Regions from separate parts of the Homo sapiens genome. Here region 1 is linked to region 2. A link is a contact called in ENCODE Hi-C or POLR2A ChIA-PET data. All regions are on one chromosome and are shown on one strand. Each heading gives the region's core, a stretch centred on a gene start or an enhancer-like site at or near the end of the contact. The rest is flanking DNA. Distances are from core to core; before and after follow the strand shown.

Region 1 (2,700 bases), core at 150-2,649, 96 kb after region 2:
TGATGGATAGATAGGGGCTCATTTTACTATTTTTGAGTATACTTACCATTTCTTATAATAAAAAATTTAAACAAGAATGCAGGTAAGTTGGATAAGAGATGTTACGGTAGTGTGGGCTTACAATTTTAGATCTCACTGAGTGGGAAGGCCTCACTGAGCTGACCTGTGAAAAAAGACCTACATGAAGTGATAAGCAGATATCTGGGACAAGCATTCCAGGCACAGGGAACAGCATGTGCAAAACCCTGGAGACAAGAGTATTCCTGGAGTGTGAAAGGACTACAAGGTGAGCAGCATGGCCAAGGCAGGGTGGCTGAGGAGGAGGCAGTAGATGGGGCAGGGCAGGGGGAGGAGGATCACACAGGGCCTGTGAGTCATGGGGGGGATTTTGCCTTTTACTCTGGGTGAGATGCGGGGCCACCAGAGCATTCTGAACAGAGGAATGACACGACCTAACATGGGTTTTGGCAGTTCTTGGAGCTTTGGGAGTGAAGGTCCGCTAATCCCTACGTATGGGGTCCACTGAGCATCCCTGAAGGCAGGTGCTTTTAAGACCTAGTTCTGTTATAGCTTCTGTTCTTAGATGAAGCAAAGGAGCCCATTTATTTTTTTGTTCCTCCATGTAACCCCACAAAAAATCACGTTTGTTCAAGATAGCTTCAGTGAGACTCTATCAAATTGAAACAAACTGCAGGAACAGACACTTTTTCTCAGTGCATGGCTGCCACTCTTGGAGAGCAGGAAAGATGTGCAGTAGGAGCACCTGAGCGGCTCTTCACCACAGCTCAGGAAGGGAGGGGAGGACTCTGAGGCTCAGGAGGAGAGGGGAGGACTCCATGGCTCAGGAAAAGTGGGAAGAATACCACAAAGTCTGTGCAAGGTGAGATCTCTCTCTGATTCATAGGTCTTCCACTGGTCTAAGGCTCTTTAAGAAACTTTAAGACAAAAAAGTACACTTGAACCAAAAGCAAATTTAGGTGTATATACATATTTATTTATTTTTAAATCTCATGAGAAATAATAAAACACAAAGACATTCCCTGTGCTCCTCAAGTAGTAAAATCTGAACCATTACCTGGAAGTTAAAGGGCATAAATAACTGAGTGGAGGTGGCTGTAAGGAGAAGCACTTTAATGAGTATTCCCTGCTGTATTTGATTGTTCAACTAGGCTTCTTCCATGAGGATCTTATTTTCCCTGGCATTTATCACGTCAGTAAGGTAGAGGAGCTCCTATCTGAAAATAGCACCTAGCGCTAAGTCTGTCTAAGGCCTCCCGTCCCTTCAGTCCCTGAAGCTAGCTTCTCTCCTCACTCCCATCTAAACCTGAAAAAGTCAACCCTCTCATTAGGCCTTGCCCACAAATACCTCCATCAAAGCTAGGACTCACACAGGAAAATGTGCTGCAGGAGCCCATGTGACTTCCTCACATAAGAATGTGACAAAACCAGTTTCCAGAGAGCTCTCATGCTCTGACTAATGAATGAGCAAGTATGAGCCGGATAGCTTCTTCTCACATTATTTTGCCTGTGGAATCCTTTTGTACTCAAGATGCCTGAGCCAAATGCTACATTTATTTTCCATGTAAAGGTTTTACTGGGAAAGGAAAATTTTTTAAAGATTTTTTAAAAATCCATTGTGTTCTTTTGCCGTGTGGTAGGAAGAAACATCGCAGCCTTAGGGCTAATTAGCGTTTATGTAGTGTTCATATAGATTGCTCTATATTCCCCTCATATTTACAGTCTGTCATCATTTTACATCTATAAACTACCTTTCCTCCATTAAATTTAATAATCTTGTTTTACAGAAAATGGCAGAGCAGGTGGAGAAGGTGGTCAAATGCCTTAGCATGGATCATATGGTTGTGGTGAAAGAGTTAGAATGCACACTACTCAGTGTTGATGTACACAGAGAAGCAATGCTCCCGGGCTGGGGCCCACCCCAAACCAGCACAATTAAACCCGTTTACAGTTGTTATCCAAGCAACCTGACATGGTTTCTGTACTTGGATCAACATTGAGTCCTTCTCCAGAACGTGATAGAAACATAAGGCAGAAGAAGGCTTTAGCCTACTCATGGAGGGCATTTTCTATTTCTTTTCTTTGATTCAACTTGAACACCTGACTGAGGGAGGCAAAATTCCAAGATCGGCCCTGGCAGTTAGGGCTCCTCTGTTGCAAAGGCTCTTGTGTAGCAAGGACATTAGTTCTTCTAGGCCATGAGGGTACTATTTAGAAGGGCCCTGGGAGGGAGATTATTCCCCTGATTTTGCAGCAAACCCATCTTTAGGAAAAAATGACCTAGGTATTGAGGTAATTCTGGTTCCAATGTAACTTTGCTCCTATCTTTCTTTCCGTCTTAAGTAGGCAAATCAGAATAATTTCAGTGTATTGCTATGAGCAGGGAAACAATGAAAACTATAAGCCTATTCACAGCTGCCCAAACCTATCCTGAGAAGCAAACTGGTTCTCAAAATACGATCAGCTAATGACACATTCTATACATACCTGCCACTTTATTAATGTGCTGAAAGCCAAATTGATTTGTTCTGGTTCTTCATCAAGGTTACCCAAAGCCTGAACCTGGTGTTTTTCACTGGGTGTGATTCTTCAGTTCAAAACAATGATGGACATTTTTCTTCCTTAGGGGACTGTTATGATCATTTTACTTCTTATGTTAGCTGTTGTAACAAATAGACCAGT
Region 2 (2,797 bases), core at 161-2,660:
GGAAATCTTTTTTAAAACAATTTCTATCAAATTGGCAAAATACTGGATATTTTCAAAGTGGGGGAGGGATGCGCTCTCCTCCAAACTACTATAAAGAGATGGTAAATTTATATAACATTTTTGGACTTAGCTTTGTATTAACCATTTTGACCAGCAATTTCATTCCTAAGAACACATCTGAGGAAACAATCATGGATCTGTGCAAAAATGGCTGTATTTTTTGGTCTCCGTATCATGTATGATAGTGAAATATTGGAAAACAACTGTGATAGCCAACAATAACAGACTGGCTAAGTTATAAAACAAACTCAGAGACAAATTACTGAGGACACTGCTGTGGTCCAATCAATCTATAGATTTCAATATTTCTGGGAAAGTATTGCCAGAATGTAAGACAAACCAGGCAATACTACTATAGAAAATATTTGATTGAAAAAAATTACTAAAAAGTTCTGACTTTGTGCAGGATTTGGCTACCTGAAAGGCCAAGAGTACATGAAATTACTTCAGAAATAAGGTTTTACAGATTACTTTAACAAGCACTCCATCATATTTACTACAACTAGCAGAGTAACCAGGTTCAATCTTGGGATTCTTGGTAGGATTCTCGTTAACAAGAAGCCATACATGAATTTGATTATTAATTCATTGGGGATTTCTCCTCTCCTTATCTTCTATCTTACAGTGCCCAATATCTTAATTTTTTCCAGCCTCATAGTCTTGGAGTTCTGCCTATATTTCTGGTAAATCTTTTAAGACTCAGCATTGCTCCAGGATTTATTCTTTTGAAATCTGTTAAGAGGGTTTCCTCTTCGCTAACCCCATGGTGCGTGTTCTTTCTTTCTTTGTGTTCCCATAGCTATTTTCACTGTGTCTTTCAAGTAGCACAATGCGGTGATGAGGAGAGGGAAACTGGCTGAGAATTTTGAAGATTGGAAAATTGGGTCGATGCCAAAAAGTAGGAGTCTATGTATCCCTTTTGCTCATTTACTTGCTCAGGTCACTGAGGACTGGAAAGGCTGAAACTGAAACAGTAGGAGGGTTATCTTTTGTCAACAGAAGCAAGCAAAGGCGCAGATTTGCACATTTAAAGCGGTATTGTAGCTATGTAATGTGATGAAAGAGAGCTCTCTCCGACAGTGGATCCGTGAAAATTGATACGTGGGGAAACAGCAGATCATTGCCAGAATTTTTAAAAAGATTCTTCTTCTTATTTAAAGTCAAACTCTGATTCCTCCTCATTTACTTTCTAGTTCATGATGTTTTCTACCTCAAGTCTATCCTCTCTTGTCTTCAGAAAAGAGGATTTCAGCTTTCTATTTAACTGGATACTCATTAAGGCTCAGCCAGCAGCAGCAGGATGCCTGCCCCATCCAAGGAGGAGGGGCTCCAGCTGGGAAAAGGACAGAGCTTCTAGAGAGAAGCCCGGAGGCGGTCAGAGATGGACCTCAGCAGGGGCTGCACTTTTCAAAGCTGCTTTTCCTCTTTGGAGGAGAAAGAGGAGGATCAGAGGGTTGAAGTTCCCTCTTAGCACTTCTAACACCTACTTTGGACTTTATCACTACCAAATCAAGACTATAATGTGCAGTTGGTATGCCCATTTTAGTTAATTCAATTGGAAAAGAAAAAAAAAAAAAGACCTGCTAAAGACCTACTTACTCGAAAGATTTAGAAACAAAAGCCCAGGACTGTGGCAGCACAGGGACCAAGTGATCATAACTGCCATCGTCTTCCTTTCAAATGAAATGTAATCATATTTTTGCTCACACATGCTTAGGGAATTTCTGGCAAGATACCCAATTAACTACTGTCAATGATTATGTCTGGGGAGGGGTCCTAGGGCAATGACAGGCTGGAGGGAATTTTATCTTTTGCTTAATACCCTCTGTTCTGTTAGAGCTTTTAATAAAATCTGTATATAATTTTTATTTTTAAAAACTATCAATTCAGCTTTTAAGCTATTGAGTGTTCTAATTTTTAAAATGAACTACTTTGCCACTTAACATAAAGCGACGTAAACAGAAAGGAGTAAAGGAAATTTTTTTCTAGAGTTTCCTCTCCCCTATTCCAAGACTCAAATGCGAGCTATGTTCATTCAGATAGAAAGATGGACAATATGATGGTGGCTGCTTAGAAGCAGGAGAATTTGAATTTGAACACAGTGCTACAAACCTGAATGCATTTTATTGAATTTCTTCTTCTTCTAGGCAGTCATCTCACAGGACTACATGAATGGTTTTGGTGAGATTTCTTCTGTCTCAATTTCTGCATGTAAATTGAAAACTATAAAGCACATGGGTTAGAATGAACAAAGGCTTGGAATAGATGCATCCCCTTCCATTTGGAGCCCTGAATAAAAGTCATGGCTTAGAAGAAGGAATGGCAGAGAAGAGGGAGAGAAGGAGAGAAGATAAACAGAATTAATGGGCATAGTCTCATTTTACAATTAAATAAAGACACTTTAATGGATATATGGATATTTCTTATAGATGACAGAGCAACACCACAAGTATTTCTTGATTTCTACAGTTCAAGTGCTGCTTAGAAGGAATCTATTTCTTTTGTAAAATTATATAATAATTTATGGGCCCATGAGGAGTATCCCATTTAAAGGACTCTAATTAGGAATATTTTTGTAAAACTCATTCCATTAATTATCTCCTTTCTTTTATATCCCTTCAGCCTTTTGCATTCCATTAGTTCTTCCTTCTCATCAGACTTATTTATGACATTTTCATCCTAAGACAAAGAAAGAAAGAAAACTCTATCATGTCTCCTCTAGTTACTGCCCTCTCTC

Evidence for each region. A loop is a pair of places that touch in the nucleus more often than their neighbours do. ChIA-PET counts read pairs that join two places held with the same protein, here RNA polymerase II (POLR2A). Pooled maps may share reads with other maps.
Region 1: a loop to region 2 is called in a map of heart left ventricle, with 2.4 times the contacts of the local background. The contact joins two enhancer-like sites. A Hi-C loop is called at or near these places in 6 of 168 maps with a recorded cell type or tissue (heart left ventricle, left ventricle myocardium inferior, right cardiac atrium and 1 more) and 10 of 50 pooled maps. POLR2A ChIA-PET finds 5 or more read pairs at or near these places in 3 of 52 experiments (BJ, CD8-positive, alpha-beta memory T cell and activated T-cell).

What each region holds. Positions count from the first base shown.
Region 1 is chr6:111,983,917-111,986,616 of GRCh38, forward strand. The region is part of intron 2 of LOC105377947 (a long non-coding RNA gene); the gene reads left to right. Among named protein-coding and RNA genes, the nearest start is that of CCN6, 69 kb to the right of the region's middle. Within about 2 kb of position 1,400, at least 9 of the 41 ENCODE cell types and tissues checked have a DNase peak (open chromatin) inside an H3K27ac peak, as active enhancers do.
Region 2 is chr6:111,888,106-111,890,902 of GRCh38, forward strand. No RefSeq gene overlaps it. Among named protein-coding and RNA genes, the nearest start is that of FYN, 16 kb to the left of the region's middle. RefSeq lists an enhancer at 789-1,734. Within about 2 kb of position 1,411, at least 5 of the 41 ENCODE cell types and tissues checked have a DNase peak (open chromatin) inside an H3K27ac peak, as active enhancers do.